Linked DNA regions of Mus musculus: all the other regions are linked to region 3. Evidence: chromatin loops called from intact Hi-C (ENCODE). Cell type or tissue: heart. All regions are shown on one strand.

Region 1 (5,000 bases), 560 kb before region 3:
AGAAATGTTAAGTGTCACTTTGCCCAGACTTTACTATAATCTAATTATTGTAAATTATGTGAACAGCTGTCACCAGCATAAGCAAATAACAGATTTTCGTTTTATACTAAATGCATTGATTATTGTTGTCAAACACTTACATTACATATGATCACATGGTTGCAACAATAGTTCTATTCTAAGCTGACCACTGATACATAACATAATTCTAAACAGTGTCGTGCATTGTAAATGTGCTAGTCCTCTGCTATTGAGTGGAAGAGAGGCTGGCCTATCTTGGTTATGTCTATCAGTATTATAGCATAGACTATCTGTGTGCCCATTCTGGTTAATTCTACTTCTTATGCTATTTTACGTGATGTGAATGGCTATTATTTAGAATGGTATAACAAACATAACTTAATTTTTGACTTCCAAATGCAACTCTACCATGTATTGCCACCAGGACTAAAATAGCAGCAGCGTACTCTGGGATGATGTCATTCCCTATAAATAAAACAAAACAAGAAAATCAGGCATAAAAAAAAATCTACAAGCCAATGAGAAATAGCTCAGAACTGAAGTAACTCCATAGTTCTAACAGAACAAAGAAGTTCTTCCTGACTCTTAATTCCCTTGTCATTGTTCTCCAAGTAACAAAACTTATCAGGATTGATTTATTTGAAACAAATAGTGTTGATGTTCTAAGATATAATATTGGCATAGTAATCTTGGAAATAATAATAAGAACACAATTATATAATACCATGTAATTTAGACGATGGTAATTCTTAATACTCATAAGAATACTATTGTCTTTATGTTAGCATAAAAATATCAGGCTTCTGAAACCCTGCAGTGACCTCTATATTAAATCCAGTGTTCTGACTGAAACCATGCTACAGGACCCCATTTCATTTGTGGGGCTTACTTTGTTGATAAGGTGCCTAAAAATCTGAAAATTAGAGAAATGGCTCTTATTAAAAACAAAATATTCATTATAAAATATTTTATAGTTATATTACATATTATAATTATATATTATAATATAGAAAGCAAAACATTCTTAGGATATAAGAATAAGAATCCGGCTACCTGCTGGAGTCTTAACTGGACTGTCTGCTGCCTGAAACTTATATTGTTATATACCCTTCCACTCTAAGTCATGCTTACCTAAGGATAACACACTGAACACTGGTAAAGGACATTTTCAGTTAATTCACTCTCTAGGCAGACACGGATGCAGGGAGGACAGGTCTTGGGAGGACCCTGCCAATTTACCAAGCATCAATTCTCTGTGTACAGAGGGGAGACTAGATACCACAACATGGACACTGAAGGACCAATTCGAGTGGCCACTTAAGATCAGAAATACAATTTGAGTTGGTTAGCACAATGATTAGCATTAAAAAGAGATGGAACGGGCCCAGCAAGACAGCTGGGCAGGTGAAGACTCCACCCTCTAAGTGTCATGATGTGGGCTGGATCATTGGGATCACATGATGAAGAAAACTGACTCTCAGATGTCATCATCTGATCTCCATACCCACACCATCATACACATGTGCACACACACATTCATATAAAGCCAAGAAGTAGACACATTATACGAACATAAAACCACTGACTTAGTGTTTAGCATTTTGAGGATAGAATCTAGAGCCTTGTTCATGCTACACAAATGTTCAACCACTGGCCTACTTCTCAGCCAGCCACAATTCATTTTCTGCTTTAATTATAATTTTAATCTTTCTTTCTTTCCTTTTTTTCTTTCTTTCATCTTTAAAAAAAAATGTGTGTATGGGTGTTTTGCATATGAGCATGTCTGTGAATCACATGCATGGCTGATGGCTACTAGAACCCAGAAAAGGTCATTTGATTCTCAGGAACCCACTGTGTGGGTGCTGGGGCTTGAACCAGTATCCTCTGCAAGAGCAGCAAGTGCTCTTAATTGCTGAGCCATCCGGGCAGCCTGTTATTCCTTTCTTTCTTCCCAATAAATACAGGGTTTTCATTCTTGCAGGTCCTTTACATCAGAGTTTTCAATATAACAATATCTCATTGCCATTACAGAGAAAATAAGGATGATATCAGATATCAAGACTGTCTCATCAATAATGGTCCCATGGGAGAGTGGAAGAAGACAGCATAATTTGTAAATGATAGGATGGGCTAATTTTTCAGAAATTTCTTCTGGAAGAATAGATATAAATGTCAAAGAAATAACTGTCTTTCATCTAGCGCCATAGGATAAAATACTTAAACGTGGCAAACACTTTGGACCTTGAGAAACAAAGCACACACATAAATTGTGAGATGTCCATCCCTGGTTAATTTAATAAGGTCAAAATCCTTTTATGTATACAGGCATCATCGTTCATCTCTACTTGTTTATATGTAAGAGATATGGACTGTGCAGAGGCCATTATGTCTCCTGGTAGCTATAAAGCTACCGTGGACATCTCCTTCCACTTAACTTGTCAAACTGCACCAGCTGCCCCCCCTACTGGTAGTGGGGAAATTGCAGGGTAGACTGTTGGTGTTCCTTGTCAAGTCTACATCAGCCCTTTGAGGTTATAAACTAGGATTTAAAAGGTCGAGCAATGGTCTTGTTTGTTTGAACAGAAAGGTAATCTACACATCACTGTCACTGAAGCCTGGAAAGATGTCAGAAGGCAGGTCATTTCTTTCTACTAAAGTGTCTTTTCTTTTATTACCAGCTCTATAACAAGATTATTGAAATGATTCAACAATAGTCATGGCACTGCTATAGAAACCTGTTGAAAGTAAATAATAAAAGCATTTTATCTGAATGGCTGTCATCTTCCTGTTGAGGGATATATTTGTTACATAAGTGCATTTGTGTGTGAGTCTGCCTATGTGAGCTGCTCTAATTTGGTTATGCGGATAGGTGCCATTGTAACTTCATTTTAACCCTATTAGCAAAGAGGGGAGGGCAAGCAGTCTCAAACTGTAAGTCAAAGGAATTGCAACATGACTGAGTGCACTTGAGTCCCAACTGTAATTTAGCATTTGTATTCATCTTAAGCAGCTCAATTAGAAGAAGAAGAAAAAAGGCCACTGCCTTTAGAATAATGTTTTAAAATGCACTGGCTATTCTTAATGACAGAGGGTTAACCATTTTGTCTGTAAATTGTATCCTGCATTATATGTAGATTGGATCAATTTTAATAAATTAAACTACTATTTATAGCTTAGTATTTAATTTCCTTAAATATCTTTTTTATTATTTATAATACTAAACAACATGGACTGAGGAATTTTTAATTATGCTATGCTTTTCTATTTTATTCTTATCAGGAAACCATGATTTTGCAAAGATTTAATAATATTTTCATTTTCCTTAATTTCAAGTAAGTTATATTATCTGAAACTACTGAAACTGACTTATTAATGAAGAAAATTGCTTATAAAGTAGAGTAAAGAGACCATATTTTATCAATGTATCTAGAGCTTTGTCCTCGTGGTTCTGCCTAGTGGGTGCTGCTTGTTAAAAGTGAGACAGATAGTTCTTGGCTAAAGTTCCACAAATGGGGAAATGTGTGGACCTTTATACAGTCTTCTCTCTTGGATGAGGAGACATTTTTATTCCTAGGGAAGAAATAACTAAGTCACTCCAGGGAAATCTGCGCCAGAGAAGAAAGATTGCACAAAAGCAATGTCTCTCCAATTCTACTGTCTAGAAGGAATGGATAAGACAATGGGACAAAGAGACACTTTGTCTATCTAACAAGAGTATAAGGCAACATGTTACAGGTGGGACATATCTTAGTTGTTGGAAATGTTTTCTATTAAAAACTAGAAGCAATTAACCTAATTGAATGGTTTGCGTTCTCCCTCTCTCTCTCTCTCTGTCCATCTCTATCTCTGTCTCTCTTTGTGTGTGTGTGTGTGTGTGTGTGTGTGAGAGAGAGAGAGAGAGAGACAGACAGACAGACAGAGAGAGAGAGACAGAGATATAAACAGAAAGAGATGTATGTACACCTATGAGTAGGGAAGATATGCTCACTCATGGGTGTGGACAGAGCACAGGTCAAGGGAAGGTGAGCTTTTGATACTTGCTATGTATCCAGCTAATATCCCCGCCCACAGTAATATGTTTCAGATGCTACAAGTATTGTTACACTGATTCTTATTTAATGTTCACAGATCACAGTGCAGTATGGACTTTATGATGCTCTCCCTGTGCTAAGATGACTCAGGGCCATCGTGGGCCTTGCTCGACTGCGTGGATTAGTTTCCTTATTTGGCTTTCTTTTTGAATTGAGTATAATTCAAATATGAAGATAATTTATCCTAGCAAATTTCAAGAGGGAAAATACTTTCTTGGTAACTTGATAGCATCTTGAAATTATACATTAACTTTGCTATTTAAGAGGACAGAACAGAATTTTCAGGTGCATTCTGAATATACTGGTCAATACAATTAGTATTTTTTCTCGCTTTCAATTCTATTAAGATTGTGTTATCTGAAGCTCTGTCTGGAACTTGATTATGATTCTGAAGATTATGGGAACCACAGGACTGTTACTATTAGTGTAAAAGGCAATTAATTTCAAGAGAGTGACTTTTGACTCTTTTTAAATATTTCATTCTAAGTAATAAATATTCACAGTAGGAAATAAATCTGAAGAAAATGCATAAAAAACTGTGCTAAGGTATGAACTGATTTATTTAATGTCTACTCCTACCTTTAAAGTGTAGCTGAAGTCTAGATCTATATGGCATTTGTTCATTCTTGTCAATGAAACACTTTAGCCAAGTAAAACCGAAGTTAGCTTCACGCTCCTGTCTGTGAACAAATCAAAGCTCCGAAAGATTAAACTGCTGCCTCAGATATATGCAGACACGTACACAGCATCAAAACTCCCATGACGCTCAAAATGAAATAACTGACAATTCGTGTGTAAATTAAAGGTGCCTGGAAATATTACCAAAAGTCATTTTCCATACACAGGTCTTGCAAGGGATTGGAAAAGGAAGCAAGTTCCTGCGCAGCG
Region 2 (5,000 bases), 1.9 Mb before region 3:
AAAAAACAAACCACCAATAAAATTGTAAATGAAAGGCAGAATGTTAATAGATAAGGTATTTGAGAACATCCAAGAATTTACCCAGTGCTACCTAGTTAATGGCTGTGAATGTTAGTCAGTAATATAAGGTGCATTTTAAACTTTCTTCTGAAATAGTTTTTAAAATACAGAAAGAACAAGTCTCTAACAAATGAACAACAATGGCAAAAATCAATAAAACAAACAGTATTCAATAAATTGAGAAGGGGACTAGAAGTCACTCTAGTGAGAAAGATTCTGCTGCCTGTGTAGAGATCACAGACTTTGCTACTGGGCATATTTATTTGAGATTTTTTTTCTCTCAGGATGAGTTATTTCCTGAGATCTGCTTCAGTTTCTTACCCAAATAGGCTCAAGCTGATCGTCCTCTTTCTGTTGGCTGGAAAATATCCAACCATGTCTACATCACAGCAGAGAACATAATTTAAGCTCAAACTGTGATTTTATCTATCTAAAAAGGATAAAATGAATTACATATTCCAGTTGAGCGTATGTATTCATAAACAGTTAAGCACACCAAAGTGACCAGTAGTAGCACTGGAATAGTCTAGCATCTGACTCTGATGGTCTTCCCTGGGCTGGTCACATTTGGAAGTGAAATGCCTTTCCTCCCCCCCCCCGACCCCTGCCATCCCCTCCACACACCCTGAAGATCATTTTAATGAGTAGGCCAAATGTTTTCTTTATCACTTATTTTATACAATGCTACACTAATAGTGAATGCTTACGTGGCTTTTGCCTGGTGCCAGTCAGTGCTTTGCATACATTAACACATTTAATCCTCATGATAGAACTGTAGGAGGTAGGACAATGCTCAATCCTCATTTATTAAGTGCTCTGAAACAGGGTCCCAGAGAAGTTTGGTACTTTGCTCAAGATCACACAGGTGGTAAATGGCAGAGTCCGGTTTTTGGTTAGTCCGAGATGCTGCTCAAACTCTAGACTGCAGTGTGGGGAGGATCTGCTCTCACTTTCCATGTAAAACAGCATCATTCAAGAAACTTACTCAAAGAAGTCCCGGTGTGTGACCCAGAGAAGCAGCAACAGAGAAAGGTAACACTGGAAAAGAGAAAGAATAGTTTTCTGGCAATGCTGCCTCAATATTTAAAATACATCATTCAGTTAGTAAAAGCTTAGTGGTCCATTGCTAGATATATAGTGATAGACGTTCAGAAACTTGTCCGGTGTTATACAGGAGACTTAAACCCACATCTACTGGAACCCAGAAGGAAGGTGAGAACTACATCTCAGGCCTGATTTCTGTGGACCTTTGGGGAGACTACTTGAGTAAGCACCAGAAGTTCACCATAGCTGCAAGGGACTCATCCAGGATTGGCAGTATAATTAATAGCCATAGAATTTTAACATTAGCTGCTGGTAGCTTCACACCAGCTTACTACTCACTCAATATTTGGATATATGGTCATTTGGGTACTTGGTACTTATATGTGTTTTAATTCAGTTTTGGAAATTATATGCAAAATAGGCAAAGCCTGTCAAGAGCAGTGGTAAGTGCTGTTGATTATTATAAAATTCCCTGTATTTCCGTGTTGTTTGATTCCAATGCTTCACAGAGCACATTGTTACTGCTTCAGAGTATGTTTAGATGGATATAGGTTGGAAGGATAAATCTCTTGTAGTCACCATTATTATTTACAATAATAGGCCTGGAGAGTCACTAAAGAATGTCAATAATTTTACTTTTTAAGAGGAAATCAGTGTGATTGATAGCAGCACCATAAAATAATATGAAATATATATGGTATCAAGTCCAATATAAAGGTACACTTGTTCCCAAGGGAGAGAATGTGTACTCCTAAACATTTATTTTGAAGGTAGAAATGTTAACAGACTTGGAGATGAAATTAGACTCTTCCACAAGGTGTCACTATTTCTCTTTGTTGAAAACGCTTTGCTATCCAGTTGCTTCCGAGCCACTTTAAATAAACAGAAATGAAGTAAATAATTCCTCCATTTTTAATGAGGGAGTCAACCAGCATAACAAACGGTCTACAGAGAGACACATTTTGATATTCAACCCAGCCCTGCATGCCAACTTTAATACTGGCTCAGTACAAGCTCCTTAGCACAGAGGATGACTAGTGTGGTATTGATACATATTTATAGAGGAGGATGCAAGTACAGTTCAATGATCTGTTCAGCTCTAAAGAAAACTGTGAGTAAAAGCAATTTCCCTGCTAAAAAGCAAGGATTTTAATTATCGCCTACAAAACGCCACAACCATCTTATCACACGTCCCTCCATGCTCAATGCTATTGACCCAAGTAAAGACAATTAAGTTCTAAAACCACTAGAAAATGGACTGTGAGGAATTTACAGCGCCCTTCTGTGGCAGCCATCAGATCATAATCTCAAGAGCTTGATTTGATTTTACATAAAGCAGAAGGGCCACTTTTTTCTCAGGCTATTGTCTTTCTCATGCCATGGTCATTTTTCTATGTCTGTCTTAGTCCATCAAAGGCAGCGTGACAAGATATCATAGATGGGGTGGTGCAGAAGACAGAAATGTATTTTCTGACTGCTCTCAAGGCTGAGAAGTTTGTGAGCAAGGCTCTCACAGATCTTATGCCCAATAAAGGCTCTCTTTCTGCCTCTTTTCTGATGTTGGCTGCTTTTTTCACTATATTATTTCACAGTGGTCAAGAAGGGTGAAGGATGGGGAAGAATATGAATGGATGAATCTTGTCTCTCTTTGGTTAAGGTCATTCATGAAGGATTAACCTTTAAGAGCAAGTTTTCTTCAAAACTCTCCACAAAATACTAGTCTAACCATTTTATTTGTATTAGGCTTCCTGATGTGAACTCCAAGAGGACACAAACATTTCATCTATAGAACAGTCTAAAATACCTTAACCACAAGTCCTAGGGAACAGATCAACAGCATAGTGACACGGCCTGAAACAGAACATTTGGAAACCTTTGCATCTTTCAGACAACAGGAGCCTTTCTTTCTTTCTTTCTTTCTTTCTTTCTTTCTTTCTTTCTTTCTTTCTTTCTTTCTTTCTTTCTTTCTTTCTTTCTTTCTTTCTCTCTCTCTCTCTCTCTCTCTCTCTCTCTCTCTCTCTCTCTCTCTCTCTCTCTTTCTTTTCTTCCTTTTTTTTTTTTGAGAGCAAAGAGAGCAAATTTTATTTGGTGAAGGCAAACATCATCCAAAAGAAACCAGATGGGCAAGGTGCTGTGACAGGGGAGCCTCTGGGGCCACACAGAAATCACACTGGGCAAGGAACAGGCTCGGGATACAGAATGTCCTCAGCTATTCAGCACCATCTCTTCATAGTTGATGCAACCATTGCTGTCCTCATGCCCTGCCACTAGCATCTCTACTTCTTCCTCTGTCATCTTCTCGCCCGGTGTGACAAGGACATGACGGATTTCAGCACCCATGACGGTGCCATTTCCTTCCTTGTCAAACACACGAAGGCATTCAACATAATCATCGTAGGTTCCCTGGTCCTTGTTCTTGGCCACGGTCTGCAGCATGGGCAGGAAGTGCTCAAAGTCCAGCACCTTCACATTCATCTCATCACTCTTGGGGTTCCCCAGGACCTTGAGCACCTCGGCATTGGTAGGGTTCTGGCCCAGGGCCCACATCACATCCCCACACTGGCTGTACAGGATCTTGCCATCGCCTGTTCGGTCAAACAGCTGGAAAGCCTCCTTGAATTCTGTGGTCGGGTCCTCGGTGAAGTCACACATCTTGGCTGCTGAGCTCTGCGGGACCTTTTCCGGCAGTAATGGCCAACAGGAGTCTTTGTGCCAGACATGTTTGCACCCATCTGTGTGTGAACTCAATAAAACGCATTTGGTGAAAATGTACCAGTCAGTGAGGGTGATCAGTTTATTCAGCAAATATTTGTTGAGCTCTGATTTATTTTATAGTTTTAGTAGAAAATGAAGGTTTGGAAATATGAAAGGGAAAAATGCCAGGTATCATGGAGCATCCTGTCTGATAAGGAAGAATGACAATCAAAGAAGTGTACTATGCTTCCTAGGCAATGATTGGTGTCTCCTTAGTATTCACACAATGCAGACCAAGAGCCTCTGCGCCTGGGAGGCTCTGAAGTTCAAGCTCAAGAAGCTGCGGATGCCCACTGAAAATTAGCTTTTCTCAGCATTGTCCACTTCCCAGGAAACCCTAAGACCACACCTCCAGATTAAGTTTGGAATCACATGATATTATGCTCTGCACTTAGTCTAAGTAAGCTATGTGTTTATGTCAATAACATTAATTTGAATGTTTCCTCACATAAACAAATTATGGGGAAAAATAATGAGCTAAATTTTCTTTTCTGATGAAGGTAACCTAGATAGGTCTTCATAAAAAAGCAGGGCAGGGTTATTGGTCATATTGTCAGGTCTTTGTCTTCATGAGATATTTCATTGATTGATCAGCATTTGTACCAAAATAAATGACTAGTTTTCTTCTCAGCAGAGTATTAAGTGTTTCAGCCCCCAGACAAGGCCATTCTCATTTCCATTTAACATTGCTGATACGTGCAGATAAGTGCTTTCCCCTGCCACTTTGGAAGTTTTAGAAATTGACAGAAAAGAACAGAAGTCTGCAAGTTGGGTTATCAAAGATGAGGACGAGAGAGCAAAATGAAACCAGATGTGCAACTACTGAATGTTGGCATCATTCTCTGAGTGAGTGATAGAATGTAGCAGTTGCCACTTAGAAAGCTAGGCAGAAAACTAGTGAAGAGCAAGAGCATATATTCATGCCTGCTTTGCATGAAAAGGTACATTTTAAAGTTTGATGTGATATGATTCAGCTTAAAAAAAAAACCTGTGTAGGTGTTGCTAGTGGGAATGCCTTTAAGTTTGCAAAATTAGTTTATAATCTACTTGTAATATGCAAACAAATAAAACTTGTGTCTTTTTTTTTTTTTTAATCACTGCTCTTTTCTTGGCAGGTTTTTATTCTGTTATTATATCAAAGC
Region 3 (5,000 bases):
TCAGACTGAATAAATATTAGGAAAGGGAAAAAAATTAAGGAAGCTTGGAGCCTTTAATCCCAGCACTTGGGAGGCAGCAGCAGGCAGAATTCTGAGTTCAAGGCCAGCCTGGTCTACAGAGTGAGTTCCAGGACAGTCAGGGCTACACAGAGAAACCCTGCCTCGAAAATAAAATAAAATTTAAAAAAAAAGGAAAAAAAAACAAAGAAAGAAAGAAAGAATGCAAGCTTGGAAAGAGAAGTCAGTCTCTGCAAGTGGGACCTTTGGTTCATTGTCTTTTTTTCTTATGAATTGGATTCAAACTTCACCCAATGGGTTATCTTCTGTAATGTCATAGCCATGGTCATGTGCACATCATTAAAGACTGTATTTTCACTATAATCTTTTTTCTCTCCCTTTGTGTTTTGTGTATGTGTCTGTGCACGCATGTGTGTGTGTGCAAGCACACATGCAAGTGTGTGTGTGTGTGTGTGTGTGTGTGTGTGTGTGAGAGAGAGAGAGAGAGAGAGAGAGAGAGAGAGATCTCAGTCTAAGGAAAAGTCAGAGGCACATTTCAGATTCTTCTATTTTTCTTCACCTTACTTGGAAGCCAGAGTTTTTCTTATTAAAACTGCCTTTTGTTGTTTCCATTATACTGGCTGGCTAGCAAAATCCCACAGTCTTCCAATCTCCTTTCTCCCAGAGCTGGGGTTACAAGTGCACACTACCTTTACATGGGTCCCAGGGAGCCAAATCTATGGAGCATCTTTTAGACACCACAATACTTGTTAGCACTTTCTGTACTTCTGTTGTCACTGCCTGTGATTATTTGCTTGAATAGCCAATAGCTACCTTAACTTACCAAAGGCTTTTATGTAGACATATCCGATTATAGTCCGCTTCAGCCGAAGGGTGGAACAGTAAGCTTTGGTTTTTGTTTTTCTTTTTGTTTTTTAGAGAAACTAGGCATATTTGGCTAAATGACAATAGTTTCGAGGTGTTTCTCAAAAATATGAAATCCCTTTCTTTTCTAATCCTTTTCTTGATTTTCTCCAAAATTAAAGGCTGTCTATTTCCTACCTGTCCCCTATAGCCTGGTGCACTGTAATAGATGGGTAGCATGTATGATTAAGATTCTGACAACTTTGGTTAGCACAGTGAAGCAAAGATGTTAGAAATATTCATGTCATTCAGTGGCTATTTGGCTTTCAATGGTTAAAGGATTTGCTTTCCAATTCTAACTCAGAACCTCCCGGCACTAAAGAAGCTTGGAGTGGTTGTCCATCTTCTGCTTTGTCGAACTCAGTTGTCCTATGCAATATGATATTACAAACTATGTGTACACTAAAAGGTAATGGGCCAAAAATGCTTGATTGCTTAAAAGGGGAGTCTGCTAAATACGAAATTATTGAATTGTTATTATCCTTCACTAAGTAATATATACAACTGTGTTTTAACATTTAATACCATTACTTAACATGTGAAAGTAAATAAATAAAATGGGCTAACAGAGGCAATACCATAATATTATTTAATCTGCAGTTCAAGGTGCATTTAAAAATAATAATTTTGTAAAGAGCATTCAGAAACATTTGATCTTTAAAATGCATACTTTTGCTTATTCTAGTGTTTGTTGATTTGAAGGGTTTGAGGTCAGCCCAGTAAATATTCAGTTTGCTTGGCACAAACTGTGCAGGAATCTAATAGAAAGCAATATTGTTGAAAATGGATATCAATTGAAAACAGAGAGCAGTGTCAACTATTCCCCACTGGGAACAGACAACAATAAAACCAGTCGAGCATTACACAGCCGAGCCTGCCAAATGTCATTAGAGTAGAGAAAAAAGGAAAGGAACATGGTAGGGAAAGAGGCACTTGGCTTTATTTCTTTTTCCTCTGATTTAAAAAGATACACACACACACACACACACACACAAGAGAGAGAGAGAGAGAGAGAGAGAGAGAGAGAGAGAGAGAGAGAGAGAGAGAGAGAGAGAGGTGGGGGAGGGGGAGAAGGAGAGGGAGAGGGAGAGATTGGAGTTTTCAGAGTAAGGATAATAAAATGAGAATTGCCCAAGCCAGTCACACTGTTCCCTTAGGGCTGGCATATTTTGCTTTGCTTCCAAAAGTAATTGTCTTAAGAAAATTTTACAAATATTTGTATTTCTTCGGTTGATTAACACCCCACCCCAAAATTCTTTGGATCGTCTGCATCTCTAATCACAAAGTTCCCAGTTTTAAAGCAACACTATAATGTTCGGTACTATGATCACATTTGGAGCATTGCTTAGTTAATTGATCTGAGTACCTGGCCTTTGCAAAATCTTCATTGTTATTGCCAAGTATCAGTGGAGAGACTCCCAGAAGGAGCAGACTGCAGAAAGCCCTATGGCAAAGAGAGATACTTGCAGCAGCTCTGAAACCTGTCAAATGATGGGATGCAGTTATAGAATGGCTGGGGAAAGGGAGCACGGAAGAAACTGACTTCCCTTCCTCACCTAAATCCCGATTTGAAACCCAGTGGTGTGACCACCCCCTAAACTTCTACTGTATTTGTGGCATTTTCATTGATGACTTGTAAATTTTCAAACAAAGAAAAATTGTCTCCTACAGACAATGGTCAGGCTACTGAACAGCCAGCCAAGAGCTCCCCCTAGTGAGGTTGTATACATATTAACATGAGTTTTCAACCGCACTCCATCGTGCACATGTGAAAGAGTACAAACACACACACATACACAGCTTAGTCTTGACTCACTATTCCAAAATATTATTTATTGATATTCTTTGAGAAGAACATTTTTAAAAATCCCCCAAACTCTCCTGATTATTTTTTCTGCACTGTGCTGTTAAATCCATACCAAGGCTGTACAGCCAGAGAACTCCCTCTGAATGAAAAATTGTTGCAGTGATCAAATCATTTTGAAATAGCAATAATCACATATTGGCTCCCAATCTGCATCCTAAAGTAGATGCTATCAACGTGGAATGTCCTCAGGGGCGGCATATTACTACATAATTAGCATAATAACTTTGTTGTGTAAACAAAATAAAAGACAGACTTGAAGACAAGAAATAATATCTTACAGTGCATTGATGTCTCCAGCTTCTACAGAAAATCCTCCCATCCTTGACCAACCTGTTCTTTCTGTTACAGCAGGGCTGTGATTAAACATGTAAGGATCGGTGCCAGCAGCTCTCTGTGTCAGTGGATCTCATGTGTGAGCACACACGTGTCCATGTATTTTATTGCAGAGAGATGTACAGAACGCTCAACCTCTCCATATTTAACAGAACTAATTTGCGATAATATCTAGTATAGCATCTCCCTAATCAACCCTAATTCTCTCAAATACATTTTGGCTTTCTCCAAAAAGATATTTTATTGGTTTTTATGATCCTTAATAGGACTCAAAAGGGAGAGTAGGGATTATTTAGGGAGAAGGAAGTGGCAAGTGTAGAAATCAGATGCAGAGATGAAAGGGATTTAATGGCTTTCTTAAAATTCTTTGAGAGTCATATCAACATTTTTAGTAAAATACAAATGACTGTGGTTTTATAATTAACAGCTGCTTATGTTAAGTACTGAGTGTCCCCTTGCTCCTGCTAATATTTTTTTTTTCTTAAACCACAAATCCACACGACCAGAGGTAATAGCTGTAAGATGTTGCAGGCACCTTAGAATTTGGTTTTTGTGCTGCTACACAATCACACATGATCCTGGAAGCTGGCAGACAGGAAAATGGCTCAGACAGGAGATGGTCAAAACATGTTGTTCATATTACTGCAATGCTTTCAGCAGAAAGCATATGCATATAAACTCTGAGTTCACTGGGACCCCTTTTTTATGAATGCTATTGCTTTCTTCCCTTGGGGGCTGGTGACAATGTCAGCCTCTGCAATGCTTTGGAGGGACAACCTGCAATGGAAATACACACAATACAATGTGATGTATCTTACAATATTTCATAAAGTACATGTTTTACAAATTCGTTTAATGTACCCGAATATTTGTCTTTTCCAGGCTTGTAAACTTCTATAAGACAACAGCGATGACAAAAAGACAGGTAAGGGCAGGGGAGAGAGTGGGGCCGAGGTACTTCATACAGGGAGAGGTGGGGCTATAATTTACTGCCATCGGCCACTCTGTTAGGGCTTAGACTTCACGTTGGTAAAACTCACACCTGTGTTGGGCTTATTCTCATGCAGGTTGTGAGCGCATGATTCAGCCTGCAGAAACTGGCTTTCCTTCCTTACAAAAAGGAAAATTATAATGCTCAACACCTCCCTGAATCAAAATGAAGCAACCATAGAAAGAACTGAATTTAGACCTATTATGTTAATTAAAATTCTGTCAGCATCTCTGAAAGTGTAATTTGGCCCAATGTGTTAAAAAAACAACAACAACAACAACAAAACATCATGAAAATTAGCTAATGAATATTGTGCAGTCACTTTCCTAACATAAAATAACTCAACCATTTAAATTGCACGGATTCCAAAATGGCCTAATTTACAATACATTTTTTTCTGGTTTGTTGTAGGAGAGCTTAACCTAATAGCGTGGTGAGATTGCATCCTTTTTAAGTCCTAATTCTTTATAAATTAACAAGAGACTGAATATTCATACGAGTTTGGCTACTACATGCCTACATATTAAACTCTGATGATCTTGACTGATGCTCAACAGCATCAATCAGAGTTTGGTCCTCCCATCACCTCACATGCGGTTCAGAATGGGCAGTCTCAGGCTCTTGTTGACAATTACATCTGATGCTGGGATCACACATTGTCCTTGGATTTCCTTCACTACACTATGACCAAAATCTCCCCTTGCCTAGGACCTTATAGGACGGTTGTGAGCATTAGCATTAGTAGGTGCATAAAGTACTTACCTGAAAGTGCTTAACAAATTCATAGATGATTACTTTTAAAGCATTCTCTTTTTTTGTATGTGTGTGTGTGTGTGTGTGTGTGTACGCACCTGCACATCCATGCAGTAAAAACTGCATTTCCTTCTA

The links. Hi-C counts contacts between places; a loop is a spot of excess contacts. Peaks named below come from ENCODE experiments on the same cell type or tissue, not always from the same donor. Only the 100,000 strongest peaks of a DNase experiment are listed, where the experiment ranks them.
Region 1: a loop joins it to region 3, with 4 times the contacts of the local background. A loop is called at or near these places in 4 of 42 quality-filtered maps.
Region 2: it touches region 3 in a loop (11-fold over the local background); 9 of 42 quality-filtered maps call a loop at or near these places.

Annotation. Positions count from the first base shown.
Region 1 is chr4:13,096,542-13,101,541 of GRCm38, reverse strand. Gm11820 (a long non-coding RNA gene) reads right to left here. Exons shown (of 9, transcript XR_390410.3): 4 at 4,935-5,000; 5 at 4,692-4,792; 6 at 1-486. Among named protein-coding and RNA genes, the nearest start is that of Gm11820, 7.7 kb to the right of the region's middle. In heart, CTCF peaks have their summits at 443 and 2,492 (motif pointing left); no DNase peak of the experiment used is centred here; H3K27ac peaks cover 151 bases.
Region 2 is chr4:14,432,647-14,437,646 of GRCm38, reverse strand. It overlaps the pseudogene Gm11836. Among named protein-coding and RNA genes, the nearest start is that of Gm2560, 140 kb to the right of the region's middle. In heart, a CTCF peak has its summit at 1,918 (motif pointing right); no DNase peak of the experiment used is centred here.
Region 3 is chr4:12,536,415-12,541,414 of GRCm38, reverse strand. No RefSeq gene overlaps it. Among named protein-coding and RNA genes, the nearest start is that of Gm46846, 360 kb to the right of the region's middle. In heart, a CTCF peak has its summit at 2,630; no DNase peak of the experiment used is centred here; H3K4me3 peaks cover 256 bases; H3K27ac peaks cover 303 bases.